2 separate regions of the Homo sapiens genome follow, and region 1 is linked to region 2. Evidence: chromatin loops called from intact Hi-C (ENCODE). Cell type or tissue: MCF 10A. All regions are shown on one strand.

Region 1 (8,000 bases), 73 kb before region 2:
TGCAGACAAGAAAATTACTTCTGTTTTCAAAGCTCCTAAGCAAAGGCCCCACCTCCCAATGCCACACACTGTTCTATTTTCTGAGGCTGTGATCAAAAGCACATACCGGCACTAAGTACCTGAGATGAAAGTGGGAAGAAAGACAATAAATTCAAAACCAAAATCAAATGGAGTCATTTACAATGGGACCACCCAAACTTCACATTGGAAAGGAAATAGAAGAATTTGTTTTAAAGCAGAAACATCTTCTAGAATGATTTCTCTAACCCACTTACTTTACAGATAGAAAGACTAAGGTTAAAAGTGGTTACGTGATGAGACCATACCTCAGTCAGCTCGGTCTGCTAGAACAAATTACTGTAGAGTGGGTGGCTTACACAATGTTTGTTTCTCATGATTCTGCAGGTTGGGAGGTTCAAGAGCAAGGATCCATTGGCAGATATGAAGTGCAGTGAGGACTCTCTTTCTGGTTTGCAGACAGCTGTCTTCTCTCTGTATCCTCACAAAGTAGAGAACAGAAAAAGGAAAAAGCAAGCTCTCTCCTGATCCTTCATATGAGGGCACTAATCCCATTCATGAGTCCCCAACCTTGCGACCTAATGACCTCCCAAAGGCTCCACCTCCCAATGCCATCACATTGGGGGTTAGGATTTCAACATACCAATTTTGCAGGGAGCACAACACAAAGTCCATAACAGACCAACTTTATGTGCTAATTATTACTTCAGGGCTTGAGGATGTTGAGTCATGTCATAGTTTCCATTTCGAATTTCATCTCCAATTGGTTAAATAATTTCATCTCATTCCTGAGACTATTTGTGTCTCGGCTTCTCCCCATTTGAAAACACTCTTTAAACTCCTAAAACTTGACATTCAATTTGACAAATACGTATTAAGCACCTCATCATGTGTACCCAGCTCTATTCTAGGTGCTAGAGATCCAATGGAGAGGAGTCTGTGGAGAATAAGATGAGAAAGGAGCTTATGCTCTGAAGGGAAGATGTTTAGAAGCATTAGTTGACCAAGAATATCAAATGTATTAATATCATTTTGTTGCAGTTAATTTCTTCATGTAACTTAGATCATCTCATTCCTTTACATGGGTGTTCTTTCATAAAAAGAACTTGGGCTTTCTCAGAAACTAGATCCAAAGACATGACTTGTAATATGTGTCAGTACTATTGTTATCACAGGATTAAAAATAACAATGCTAAGGCAGGTTGCAGACATTGTTTACATCCACCCCATGACCTCTAGCACCAGTCTACATAAGAATACAGCAACTTCTGGAATGGATTACGGAGGGGCACTGGAAGAGTATTAGAAGTAGACTAGTAAAAAGGAAAAGAAAAAAAAAAAAGAAGAGAAAGAATGGAGAAAAACAACCAGGAGGGAGAAAAAATAACACTAATAAAAAGAAGGTGGAGCTAGAGAATGAAATAGAGAGAGGCAGAGAAAGCATACTGGGACTAGGTAGAGGCCAGGGAGGGACAACCTACGCACATCATTTAGGGAGGTGCTCATTCTTGAAGGGCCTAGATGTCTTGCTTTCCCCACCCTTGTCCCAGCCCTGGTACCAAGGGCCCCTTAGTGACCACATCAGTGCCACTGTTACCCAACACTGGCCAGTAACACATGTAATACCATCTGGGCATAGAGGAAGAAAAACTGCTGAATTAAGTTCTCTCTTTTATGCCACTCCTTCCCAAAGCTGCTCTTTCCTTCCAGGCCACACCAAGGTCTCTTCCTCTCTATTCAGGCTTGGTGAGCTGTTGAGCATTTAGGGATTGTTGCTTACTGCATGTAACTTTTGTGTCTCCAACTGGTGTGTGAGCAATCTGAAGACAGGCACCATGTCTAACTGTCCAGAAGGCCAAGGAAAGGATGGGTACACAGTAGCTTCTCATTAAATGACTGAATGAATAATTGATCAATTGGTTAGTTGTGATGATATTGCTCATCTGCAGAGCTGGAAACAGAGATAATGAACTTCAGTTCATTATTTGACCTTGGGCCATCCACTCATGCCTGCATCCCCTGAAATACAAGAGATCCCCTATCCTGTTCCCCTAAGCATCCACATCATCATACACAACAGGTATTATAAGAAGAGCTGATTGAGGGTGATACTACATTTGTATTAGAAGCCCTAGTGAACAACAGCAGAAAAAGCAGAATATAAAGCAATCCTCTCACTAAAAAATATTTAGTTTACTACTATCTTTACTTGAATAAGAGAATACCCAGATTGCCATACACTTTCATTTATAGGGGGAAAAAATCTACTGTGTATGCAGCTGGAATTCAAAAGAATGAAATTTCCATAGGAAATCCCCCATTTCCAATCCAGTTAGACTACTGTTAGTTGAGATTTTAATCCCAACATTACAAAGGAATGAAAGTCTTTGGGTCTTTTTACATTTTGTAAATAATCCTTTAAACACAAGGAGGAGCTTTAACCACTGTATAACACCTGTCTGGGGCATGTAATCTGCCCTGGTCCTTCAAACCAGCCTGGTCCATCCGCCTGGCAGACACAATCTGGCCTATACAGGTGAGTAGTGAACAATTGCAGGTGGTCAGGACAGCCACCCTCAAGGTGGCTCAAGATAAGGAATCTGACCTTATCTTGGCACCACTTCTAAACTACTAGATCTGCAACCCTCTTTTGGCCAACTTCTTTAGAGTCCTGTTTGGGCAAGGCCTACCTGGTGTTGGTCCTTAGTGTGCTCCTTCTCTGGACTCCCATGGGCAGCACAGCTCTTGCCCCATGCGACATGCCACATGGCTGGTATTCTGACTCAGCCAACCCCGGTGGCCCTGTGAACACAGTGACAGACACTGGGAAGCCATTCACAAACCAGAATGAAGCACTTGCTAAAGTCTCAGTTGGACTGAAACAAGGTCTGCACGTGGCTGGCAGGTGAAGCGAGGCAGAACCCCCATCCCTGCTGTTATTTACTTCAATGTTTGTACCTGGGGTCTGAGGGGCCTTCAAGGAAATACATGTTTTCTGTCTACTGATGGGGTTCAAATATGCACCCAGACAAGATGTCTCTGACAGACCAGGAAGGAAGGGAGAAGGGGAGGCAACTCAAGGCAGTTTGCAGGGAGGAAAGGTAGGCACCTGAAAAAGACCAGACCCAGACCGTGAGGAAAAGACCCTGGAGTGTGGACCAGACTCAGTAACAGACCCTGAAAAGCTGAGGGAAGTCGAGGTTCTGACTCAAGCTGGTGGCAGATATTCGAGCACTCCCCACTCAAGACACCTGACGTGGGTGCACCAGTGAGAGAAAGGATAGAGCGTGTGAGATGAAAGGGCTGGTCTTATTAAGCCCTACAATACTCTGGGGTCCAAGCAATCCTGCTGTGGGACCCTGCTAAGTGAACATAATGCCGAGGAAGAACAGCTCTCCTCTTTTTGCCAAAGCCTGCCAAGGTGTCAAGGCTTGAGAAAGAGTGGTGGGTGCCACAACAGAGATCAGGTTCAGCCATCAAGGCCAGCAACAGTGCAGCAGCTCAGCCCAGAAGACTGGGCTGACATGCAGGCCTATGTTAGACGTCTCTTGGGAACTCTTAGGCATATCTTTTGGTGAAAGGGTGCAGGGGATGGAGGGGAAAGTTGGCAAACTTTTACAGAATTGGTGGGGATGTGAGTACCAAATACAATGGGACCTTGCTCACCTGCTGGTAAAGCTTGAGGATCATTTAGTTACACCGGAGTTCTGAATATTCTAGTCCCTTTTAAAGGATGTCATGAGATGTCTGATCTACCAGGACCAGCCCTGCTATTCTGCTCTGTCCTAGTAATCAGAGGTCTCTAACCTCTGAACCACCAAGAACTTGAGCTTCCATGATTACAGAGAAGGGCTCTTTCTCCCATGTAGAGAACTAGGAAGTAGCTGGTGACCACTATGTCCACATGGGCTCCCTCACCCGATCATCAAGGTCCCCTGTGCTATCCATAGCCTTCCCTCACCCTGGCAAAGGTGATGCAAAGCCTTTACTCTACACACCCATCCAACCTGAGCCTTATCATCTAACATACTCACATGGGGTCTTATTGTACTCTATGCACCCCCAGTTCAAGAGGATGACAAGCGAACCTTACTGTAAATATCTTTTCATGTTTCTAATCCTCCCACACATGCCTCCGGTTTCCTCCCTGGCCCTCCAAGCTTACAGTCTGTTTCCTTCTGTGGTGAAGTTGGGCAAGTTCCGATGCTTGGGGTGGAGAGCCATGAATCATGAGTGAGAGGCTCTGGGAACACCAAGTCCACACTACTCTACTTACAAGTCCTAAACTGCCTAGTGGGATCCAACGCTGACCCCAGTGGAGTTCTTTACCCATGACTGGTGTCCTCAGGAATGTGTCTGTGGGAAGAAAAGTCTCAAATGCTGGGGAATGGAGCCATCGATAATTTCTTTCCTATGTTGGAGTGCAAGAGAGCCCCTAAGGCTGGAGCACTCCCCAAGTAAGCAGGCAGAGACAGAGACCTGAGTCCTACTGCTGAGTCATTTAAATCTGCTTTAGATCGGGTTTTCCCAGGGCATGGAAAGGACAGGGCTCCCAGTGGAGATATCATGTAGCTATAGGGCCTAGAAGTATTTTTTCAGTAGATGAAATTTAGAAATAATTTGAATATTTTATGCTGGGGAGGTAGCTTGTGGAGTGAAATGGTCGGGTAAAGGAAACACTGAGTTCAAGTGCTTCTTTATAAAGGACACTTAACTGATCTAAATATTTGTCAAGCTGAATCGCTACATCCACTCTCACCTGCCTGAAATCAATATGCTCAAGTCAAACGCATTTGCCTGCATCTGAATGTGGAGAATGAACTTCTTAAAGCTGAACTGGCAGCTGGAAGGGGAGAGAGAAGAGCTGGACAGGGAGCCAGGACACCGGAGTTCTTTTCCACTGTGGTGGGATCTGGAAGAAGCTGTTGAATCTCTGTAGAGTTAGCTTTTAAATGCTGTGAGTCTTTGGAAAGCTGTGCGAATAACTGCTAAACACCCAGGACAGCTTATGCATTTTTTGAAAAAGGTAAGTACTTATCTGTTGGAACAAAAGCTCCTCTTTTTGTTTTAGCCTTGAATTCTCAGGCAGTGAATGCACTACCGTGTGCAGAAGGCAAGGACATGGCTGAGCATGTTGTTTTCTTCACCTTATATGGAGCTTCCTTAACAGGTCTGTGCCAAGGTCTTTTCATTCTGAATCACTTGAGCTCTATTCAAAGAGGAGACAGATAAAAAATTAACTGAGTACAGTGGCACACACCCGTAGTCCCAGCTACTCGGGAGGCTGAGGTGGAAGGATCACTTGAGCCCGGGGGAGATTGAGTTTGCAGTGAGCTGTGATAGTGCCACTGCACTCCAGCCTGGACAATAGAGTGAGACCCCAATTCTAAGAGAGAGACAGAGAGGTTGGGAGGAGGGAGAGAGGAAGGGAGAGAACTTTGGGACTTTGATTTATCCTTGTTTTCTACCAGATACTTGCAAAATGGGAGCCATCTGGTGCTAAAAGAAGGCCTGGTGTTTGCTGCCTTCTCTGGGGGGTGTTCAACAGGGGTATTAGCACCTGTGTTAGGCCCCACCATGCACACACACATACATATGTTCAGTTATGTGCTGGCTCCTTGTGACTGAGTGAGTATCAGGAAGGACTGGGGATTCTGTGGCTTTCATTGGCCACAAATGAGTCCACACAGTTCTCCAGCAGTGGTGCATGCAGGGACCAGGTCCCCCGATTCCCCAGTCACCACAGCTGTGCAACCAAGAACACACTGTATCTTGTGGCCAGCCCTTTTCCTGTGGAGGAAAAGGTACTTCTGAGCCTGTACATGCCCTTTATGCCTTGGTCTGGGAGGGAGAATGTGGCAATGAAAAGTCACCACTTTTATTGCCATCCTTAATATGGTTGATTAATTGCAAAAATACCCTCAGCCCTTTGCCCCTGCCTGAGGCCACACCTTTGCAATGTGACTTTGCATTTGCACCCATCAATAAGTGGAGTCTATTTCTCCATCCCTTACATCTAAGCCTGCCTCGGAACTCACTTTGACCAACAGAATGTGGTATAAGCGATGATGTGCCAGTTCTGAGCCTCAGCCTCAACAGGTTTTGGGCACTTCTTCCCTCTCTCTCTCAGACCCCATGATTACCCTGCAAACAAGCTCACACTACTGGATGACAGAGACATACGGCCCAGTCATCCTGTCACCATCACTGTTTGTCAAACAGCTGCCTGACATATGAGTAAAGTCTTCCTAGACCAAGCAGCCCTCAGCCATCCTGCCAGCTGACCACAGATGCACGAGCAAGTCAAGCCAAAATCACTCAAACCTGGCACAAGTCAACAGGCTGGTGAGCAATAATAAATGCCTGTTGTTTTCAGTTACTGAGTTTTGGGGTGACTTGCTACACAGCAATACCTGACTGATACACTTACTCATGACAGGTTGGTGTAATACTAGCCGTTGGGCATTCAGATACTTTATTTCACAGATTGACTGGATTCCTGCCATATATATAACCAGGATTGTTCCAGGCTCTGTGGATACAATATCTCTGCCCTCCTAGAGTTTACATTCTAAAGGATGAAGACAAACCACAAATAAATAAATGAGCATGTAAATAACAACAATATCAGCATTAGTAAGCAACATACAGACCATTTAAAAGATTATATGATAAAGAATAACCGTGCATTACTGGTCTGGTGTCCAGGGAAGCCACACTGAAGAAACATTTAGACAGATCTGAATGTCAGTGTAGAGTGGGCCATGTAAAAATTGGAGAAGAGCACTCCAAGCAGAGGGAATTGCAAATGCCCAGGCCTCAAGGTTGGACTATGGTGTCTGAAAAAACAGAAAGAAGACTGTGCCTAAAGCACAGTGAGAAAGGGTATGTGGGGAGGGAATGGAGAGAACAGGTAGGGCGTTTAAGCCAACGTAAAGAATTTGGACTTTATGCTAAATGCACTGAGCAAGCTATTATCACTTTTAAAATAGGAGAGTAACATATCTGATTAATGTTTAAATGGATTCCTCTGGCTGATGGGCACAGAGTGGTTATTAAGGGGAAGACATGGAGGAACTGAATCAGTTAGGATAATGCAGACTGAGCCAGGTTTACAGCAATGGAGATTAAGAGATCAAATGTGTTTTGGAGGAAGAAGTGACAGGACTTGGGATGAATTGGATGTGGGAGTCAAAGGAGAGAGAGGAATCAGGATAACCCCTAGATCTTGGTCCAGTAACCGAATGAACTGAAATGCAAGAAACTCATAGAGGAGCAGGTTTAGGGGCTGGACATTCAAGTCTGTGGTGCCTGTTAGGACAAGGGGCAGGCCTGGTGTTTTGGGAAGGGGTCAGCACTGGAGGAACAGGTTGGATGTCACTGGCATAAATCTTAGACTGGATGAGGTCACTGGAGGACAGCAATTAGGAGTGACAAGAGCCCAGGACAAAGACCTGGACATTCCAACATTTATGGGTCGGGCAGTTGAGAATGAGCCAGCAAAGGAGATGAAGAAGAAACTGCCAGTAACGTGAGAGACAGATGTGGAGGTCTCCAAGACCAAGAGAGGAGAATGGGCAAGAAGACGGCCGTGGTCCATTGTGCTAAATGCTCCTGGCACATATAGGGGACAAGGACTTTGTTGCATTGAATCTGGCAAACATTCAAATGCATTGTGCCTTCCTTAGGGCAATAATGAATCACAGAACCTAAAGTGGATTGTAAAGTTATTATCTGGACTCTCTGTCCTACAGGCCTCTACTCTAGATAGCTGGGATTAGTTAATACCAACCCCTGCCCCTACTTAATCCTTGTTCCCATTGGTTCAGTTATTCCCCAAACTCCATGACTCTCTCTGCAGGCCCAGAAATATAATGACCCATCAGGTTCATCAATATCTAAATTCTCTGGAAACCATAAGCTCCCTGAGGGCAAAGATGGTGTCTGTCTTGTTCATGCTGTATCCCATCACCTAGGATATT
Region 2 (8,000 bases):
TTAATTTTTTAAATGGACATGAGTTGGGCATGGTGGCTTGCACCTGTAGTCCCAGCTACTCAGGAGGCTGAGGCAGGAAGATCACTTGAGCCCAGGAGTTTGAGGCTGCAGTGAGCTATGATGGCACCACTGCACTCCAACCTGTGCAAAAGAGCAAGACACTGTCTCTAAATATAAAATAATAAGGTGGGAAAATATCAAATACATCACAAATACCAAAAAAGTAATGTTTTTATTAATTAACATCCTCACATGCCTATAATACTTGTTCCTCTACAATCTTTGCTGCATGCTCTTTAGTAACTTCTTCACATGACAAGGATTTTGTAAATTCTTTCCTATAGGAAAAACTCAAAAGCAATTCAGTCTTTCCTCTAGCATCATTGACCAAAATTCACCTTCTATTATTGACGGTTTAGAAAAAATTTTTTATTTTTTTTAGTTCCAGAAGTCATTCTCATGTAAACTATTAGGATAGTTGTCAAATCTTGGGGAACTTATCAAATTTCTTTTATACATATGAAGTGTAAGATGTGGAATAATTTTCCAAAAGCTAACTTCTGGCTCTATTTGAAATATTGTTATTCCCTGTATACCCACATACTCCTAATCTCAGACATCGTATCGGGATACCATCAGAACCATCCAGGCAAGAGGGAACCTGTACTTCACAGGAATACATTCTGCTCCTCTGCCCTTGGTGTCTCTCTGCACAGGGCAAGAAATCTGCAGGGCTAGGAGACATGTCTGCTCAAAACCCATGCCCCCTACTTCTTGATCTCACTCCAAGTACACAGGACCCTGGAATTTATTGGTGAAACAGAGCCTACCTAGATCTCTTCCTGGAGTCTTTCCTCCCAAGGGCAAAATGTATCCTCAAGTGTGATTATTCTTTGGCCAGCTTCAGAGCCATGGACAGAGCCCATGGAAGTGAAAGGCCCTGAAGCTTAAAATGCACTAGCCTCATGGCAAATCCACCTCTATGCAGAGGCTCTGCGATGAAGTCTTCTGCATCTTGTACCACAACCCAATCTGGAAGCTACTCCACCCACCAAAAGTACAGTCTATAAAAACTTCACCACTGCCTCAGCATGGCAACCATGCAGAGGAAGCAGTTAGAAAGAGATCAAAGAGATAAAAATGTGTGTGGCTCTGAACACTGTGAAATCTTCCTAGATAATGATTAAATGGCAGCAGATATCTTGCCTGTCTGTCCTTCTGAACCAACATGGCTCCATCTTGGCATTTCTCAGAGGAAAGCCCATGGCCATGTAGTGCCTTCAATGTTCCCATCTGGCAGAAGTTGGGCAACATTTCCAAAAATCTAATCTTTTCACATTCTCTTCTTTCTTCTTAACCTCACGTAGCACACCAGGCACCTGGACCCCTTAACAGACCAGAAGACTGGTCAGATGACCCTCTCTGGACGCAGTCAATAGAGGGCAAACTCCCACTCTCTTCATGCAGTGTGCATTGGAGTGAGGCAAGGAAGGGAGTGTGGGAGGAGTGGCCAAGGAAGGTTGCCCACCCTGGTCTAAAATGAAGACTTTTCAAGAAAAAACTGACCACTTTGGGGGCCTCTCGTGCACTGAGCATTAATTTCTCAATGCTTCTCCTCCCCAGCTCCCCTCTAACTCTTTGGCCCCTGTGCCCATGGTTGTCTCCTCATGCCACCACGGCATCTGCTCAGAGGACACCCGCCTGATGACCAAGATGAATCATGCTTAGGAAAGCTCCTGGGCAACCCTAGGCAATCCAGCAAAGCCCCCTAGACTTTCTCTAGCATGCACCCCTCCTCCCCACAACCACGGGGTCTTCAGGAGTTCTGGCCATCTCTCCTGACCCTCTGAGGTCCAATTTTCAAGCACTTTTATTCACATTCAAGGTACGAGATTAATAACACCCCCTACCTTAAGGTATATGTTTTGAAAAAGAGGACAATGTCTTAAGCAGAAGATTCAAAGTGAATGAACTTTAATTAAATGTCCAATAAAGAGAGATATAGATATGGATTTTAAGAAAAACTTCTAGGCATCTTAAAATAGGGTAGTCCATTTAATCCCCACATTTAAGCTTCCCTGTAATGGGAAGAAATAAATAAACTGAGAGCTTTGGGGTAGGAAGACAGGGTCGAGGGGTAACCTGGGAGGGGGCTGGGTGACTTGTTGCAAAAGTCAGAAGACCATGAGTCAGGGTGGGATCAGTATAACACTGTCATGAATTCTATCTTGCTGGCTTCTGTGCATGTGCTCCTGCGTGCGCGCGCGCGCGCACACACACACACACACACACACACACACACACACACACACACACGGTACAAATGCCTTTGTGGGAGGTGCTATTACCAACACCAAGTCTAAATCTAAGCCTCTCATTTTGTATTCCCTGCACTGTAAGGGGCAGCCCAAGGGGGCCGGGGTGGAGGGCGGGTGGGAGGCACATCTAGAAGAAGAAGGACAGATTTAAAAGGAAAGATTATTTATGAGGCCATGAAGACGTTCTTCCCAGACTCCTGAGTGCAGGAGTATGACTTATTTATTTTATTTTCGTTTGTAACCAAAACCTTCCCCTGACTCCCATTGGCCCCAGCTGAGAGGGGAGAGAGGGCCGGCCCGTCAGGCGTTGATCACCGGGCCAACGGGAGACAGTGTGGCGTGATGCTGACGCAGCCCACTGACAAGCCAGGGAGGCCCAGGGGAGCAGCTCTGAGCAGAGCAGCCAGAGCCAAGCAGGTAGAGAGCTGACAGCCGGGGAATTGCTAAGAGGCGCCGGGCTGGTGGGGGCAGGATGGTGAAACAGTTGGACTCGAGAGAAGGTGTGATTTGTGATGCACAAACTGTCGTTTACCCACTCCCCTTGGAGTCCTCTCCACGTCCCTCAGCTCCATCAACCTCTCTCCAGTTTAAATTTCCTCTCTCCCTTCCCCCTCCTGCATGCTCACTCCGTGGGTCCCCGCATTTCTATTCAATAATGTTTCTCTCCCTGTCTCCTTTTGGGAGAAGGAAGGGAGCAGATGAACACACATTAATAACATCAAAATGTCACATAAGTGATCAGCTGGAGGGGGCAGTCTCTCTGATGTCCTCAAGGCATCCTATTTAGGAATTGATATCTGCAGAGCCAGAAGAAAGCACAGCTGCTCTGGGGTACAGGCTAGGGAGTTAAGGGGATGGCTGTGTCAGTGTTGGGAATTCGTGCACTTACGGTGCAAAAGCACAAGGTGCATGAATTACCAAAGGCCTCAAGAACTGCCTGGTCCCACTCTCCTCCCTGGAGAGAGGCATCGCTGAGAAAACAGGAGCTTGTGTCTCCAGACTGGAGTTCTCTTTTAAGAAAATGGAAGTTGGGAGGGAAAGGGAGAGAAAAGCTTCAAGCCTATGGATAAGTCCTGAATCCTCCTCAGAATAGTGACCCCCGACATATGCACTGACGTGCCCATTTATTGAGAATCTCAGAATTCTTCGCAAAGGTGTCCCATTTAAGAAAATCCTCCATCCTTTTCAGGCAAAAGCAACAAACAGTAACAGAATAAAACTTTACTCATCAGATGGTGGTTACCAGTCTTTCCCTGCCATTTTTCTGGATGATGTTTAAAACCATGAGACTCCTGCTGGCCTTTCCCTTGTTACTGCACATAACCACATAGCCCTCTTACACTGGATGAAGCACTTTCTCCATAATGTTCACTTCTTTAATGACAGGATAGATGTTGCTGTTCTGACGACTGGAGTATTCAGACTGATGAGAACCACTGGTGATTCTCAGCAGTCCCAACATCACATGCTTCCTGTCCTGATGACCTGTGAGTCACCACTCCACCACCTCCCTATATGGGTGAGAGGTTACATCAGTCCCAGTCTATAGATGGAACAACACAGGCCCAATTGAGCAGATGTGCTTTCATGAGTCTGTCTCATACTATCTATTGCCAGGAAACAGGGTACAGTTGGAGACATATTGTTGCGTCATCTGAAGGCCTCATATTACAAGACACGACTATGAAGCTAGGCTTCACTCTATCACAGGAGTGGGAGCCTCAGACTTTAGCCCCTGGTTCCAATTCTGACACCTGCTTAGTATAGAAATACTTAGGTCCAGGAGTCAGAGGTTTGAGTTCTAGACTTAGAATTACCACTTAGCAATCACTTTCATCATGTCGCTCACCTGCTAAAAATCTTCCTATGGCTCCCTATTGCCCTTAAAATAAAATCCTAACCCCTCATCATGGAATTCAAGATTGTATCATCTGGCTTTTGCCATCTCTCTTACCCCATCTCACACCTCTCTCCCTCTCACTTGCTACTCCCCAGACACATCAGCCTATCTTTCTGTTCCTTTAAGTCACTCAGGCTGGTTCATACTTCATTGTCTTTGTACATGCTGTTCCCTCTGCCTACAATGTCCTAAAAGTGTCTGTAGTCTGCTAATCATTTCACCCTTAACAAATACTGCATTACTCAATAGGGAACACTCTCCCAGAAAAAGGTTTTTTTGGGGGGTTGGGAGGAGAATTTGAAATTTGATATATATTTTTAAAATCCAAGTAGTCATCATGGGGAAAATAAGAATCTGTCATTTGTTCATTAATTCATTCATTTAGCAGATATTTACCAGGCACCTTCTATGTTGGACTTCATTACACAACATGGTACTGTTTCTATTCGAATTACAATACACAAGCAGGGATGGGGAACTATGAGTTTTTAGAGCCTCTAGAAGTTCTAACCTAGCCCTGGCGTCAGCTCATGTGTCACCTCTTCAGAAATGCTTGTCCTGATCACATTATAAATTAGCTCTCCTTGCCTTCCCTCCACTTTCTAACACAAAACCCTGTTGTATAGAATAGAATAATATAATTTACCACTGCCCTAATTTGTTGATTGATGTATTTACTTATGTACCATCTGTCTCCACCAATTCATATTTAAGTTTCATGAAGGCATAACCTTGTCTCTCTTAGTCACCACCAGCACATAGAACAGTGCCTGGCACACAGACAGTGTTTGAAAAATGTCTGCTAAATAAATGAAGTAATGAATGAATGAATGTAGTCTTGGGCTAGTCGCTTAAACTCTCTGGGCCTTAGCTTTTTCATCTCTAAAATATGATCAATAACAACAACAACAAAAATACCTGCCTGAGTCAAAATGTTGGCAAGAGTTTGAAATAAAATATGTATAGACTCAATTTCCTAGAAAACAGAGCCTGAGGCAGGGATCAAGTGCTGGTGCTTTAAGTAGGAGGTACAATCCCTAGGCATTGGGAATGAGGGAAAAGGGAAAGAAAAAAAAACAGAAAGAATGAGAAGAAATAAAACACGGGTGGGCTCCTACATTGACTACTGCTTCGTGTGAAGCCACAAAGGGACACATTGGTCACTTGACAAGAGCATCCATTGGACCACACAGGACATCTTACATGGAGAAACTCTACCCTGAAGCAATGTATCAAGAGAGAACAGAACATTGGTCAATATTCACCCATTGGAGATTTTACCGCCCCACGCTTCCATATTGCCTTATCTTTACCCATGTCTCCCCAGTCTCCCCTGAAATCAACTCCTCTGTCCTTTAGTATGACATTTCACCCAAGCCTGGGAGTGTCTGGAAGAGACAGAGTCTCCAGATTGACCATGAGTGGTGAAACCCTGCAGCCCCACCCAAAACCCTTTGGCTTCAAAAGTGACAGCTACTTCAGAACAAGCAACTTCAGCGCAAGCAGGGGACAGGGAAGGATGAGAGACTCTCAGGCAGATGAGAGAATCCCACGAGGAAGAGAGGATGCATGCGAGATAGATTTGATACAGCATGAGAAAGTGGTTTAGAAACTATAAAGCTGCAAACAATGAAAAGTGATGTTGTTTTATTGGTCTTCTTTGAAATGCAACTGTCTTTCCATCTCATAGTCTCTGCACTTGTATAAGTTTGATGAGCTTTCAACTAGACTGCACAAATGAAGCCTTCCTTGTTTCCACTGTTACTGTTGAAACAGTACCTCTCTGAAACAAGCCACTTCATCTCCTCATAAAAAATCCTTATATCCAAAATAGGATCTCTAAATGGATTCTGTTAAAGTGGGGTTTTTTGCTTGCTGTATTTAGTTTCTATCCTTGAGAGAATGCAGCTAATATGAGCAATCCATATGGAAGATACTTTTCAAGTTACCTCCTTATCTTTTGATTCTCCCTCCATCAGTCTGCTTTTATAACATCAGCTTCCTTGGGGCCATTCTTGTATCGTCTACACAGTGATAAATTTTAACGCACCTCCAACATGTCATTAAATGTTAATAGCACAGAACCCATGTAATGGAAAGAATGAAAAGATTTCCCAGCCTGAAATGCCTCTGTCAGCAATTACATAACTTGTTGACATGTGGCCCCTTCATCAGGTTTATCTACAAATCCAAGACCCATACAATTAGGGGTCAACCTGAATTGGGGTCAACTGGAATTGGGTTCAGCCTGAACTGAGGAGCCACATGTGTTCTGGACTTTGATTGCATTCCAGAGCTCAGCTGAATAAAATGCCAGGCACATAGTAAGATACATACACAAACATAAACATATCATGTATATAATTCATTAAATATGTTACCAAATGAATGACTGTAGTCAGTTTAGAATGGAAATGCAAAAATTAAAAGCAAAAGCACAGGCTCTAGAACCAAAGTGCGTGGGTTCAAATCCCAGGTTTATCATAAACCAGCTAGTGTGACATTAGACAGTTGGCTTGACCTTTTTGTGCCTCTGTTTGTGCCTTGGTTTTTTTCTCCTGTAAAATGGGGATAACAGTCATACCTACCTCACAGGTTTGTTGTGATAATTAAATGACGTCGGTATTATAAGTCTTTTAGCCTAGTAAGAGTGCCTAGCGCACAGTGAACAAGGGATGCAGGTTAGCCTGGATGATAATTTCAACAGTGCTGCTAGCCACCCACCTGCCCACCCAAATCAGGAGAAGGGTGTCTCTTCAATCATGCCATCTGTCTTCACTAGTTCAACCAGACCCAGGCTTACATATGTTTAAAATCCAGTGTAAAACCTGCCTTTTAAAATTTGTGTAGCCAAAAAGAATCTCACACTAGGCATGGCATTTTCTGTCCCTTGGTGATAGACTGTGTTTTTAAACATGGTGGTATCAATTGATTTAAGTATTTTATTGAATAATTTTACTGTTCCTGTGCCCAGAGGCTTTTTAAAGCAGGGACCAATTTTTTAAATCAAATAGATAAATGTGTAGTCGTTGCACTTGAAATAAAAGCAGCACAAGCAGTAGGGCTAGAATTTCCACTTGAGCTGTATAACTATTTGCCTAATAGCCTGGAGGGTTTCCTAAAATTTAGGGAAGAAGCAGTGGGGGCTGGTGGCTGAACTTCACCGACACCATCTTAAGCCTTTTACACACCGTCACCCAGGCCTGAAACCTGTGTTCTCAAAGTACCTACCAGGATCTGGGCCACATGGGAATCATCTTATCCTCCTGGGGAGAGGTAATCTGACCTTAACTATTTCTTAAGTCCCTTTAACATTCAGCTGTGTCTCTCCCCTCAATGGTAGAATAATGAATAATGAGTCATCATTTTAGACTATTCCTGCAAACTGTTGCCTGTAACTATTTTGCACACTGCAAATCACCTTAATTTTAGTACAAAATAGCTCTCTACTATCCAAAATACTAACTTTTTTTATGGAAATACTGAAATTAAACAAATTAAAAATCAGCATCATTAATAGTAGAGCATTCTAACATTATATACCTCCTAATGTGATGCAATATGAGTGTACAGCATCACTTTTGAAGGATGTTCAACCCAAATTGGACCAAGCCTAAGGGATAAAGAAAAATGCTATGACCCAATAAAACAAGAAACATCTAGAATGTGGGATGTTCTACAAAATAGCTGGCCTAGTCTCTCAAAAAACACAATGTTGTGAGAAAAAAAAAAAGAGAGAGAGGGTGGGGTCTATTCTAGATTAAAAGTGACTAGAAACACTG

What was found. Hi-C counts contacts between places; a loop is a spot of excess contacts. Peaks named below come from ENCODE experiments on the same cell type or tissue, not always from the same donor. Only the 100,000 strongest peaks of a DNase experiment are listed, where the experiment ranks them.
Region 1: a loop joins it to region 2, with 3 times the contacts of the local background. A loop is called at or near these places in 2 of 110 quality-filtered maps.

What each region holds. Positions count from the first base shown.
Region 1 is chr2:207,235,112-207,243,111 of GRCh38, forward strand. MYOSLID-AS1 (MYOSLID antisense RNA 1) reads right to left here. Exons shown (of 4, transcript NR_110283.1): 2 at 5,166-5,227; 3 at 2,709-2,820. MYOSLID (myocardin-induced smooth muscle lncRNA, inducer of differentiation) reads left to right here and starts at 4,700. Exons shown (of 3, transcript NR_146555.1): 1 at 4,700-4,975; 2 at 5,090-5,188. In MCF 10A, no CTCF peak of the experiment used is centred here; DNase peaks (open chromatin) are centred at 4,340 and 5,160.
Region 2 is chr2:207,307,796-207,315,795 of GRCh38, forward strand. No RefSeq gene overlaps it. Among named protein-coding and RNA genes, the nearest start is that of MIR1302-4, 42 kb to the left of the region's middle. RefSeq lists an enhancer at 2,561-3,310. In MCF 10A, a CTCF peak has its summit at 3,585; a DNase peak (open chromatin) is centred at 3,856.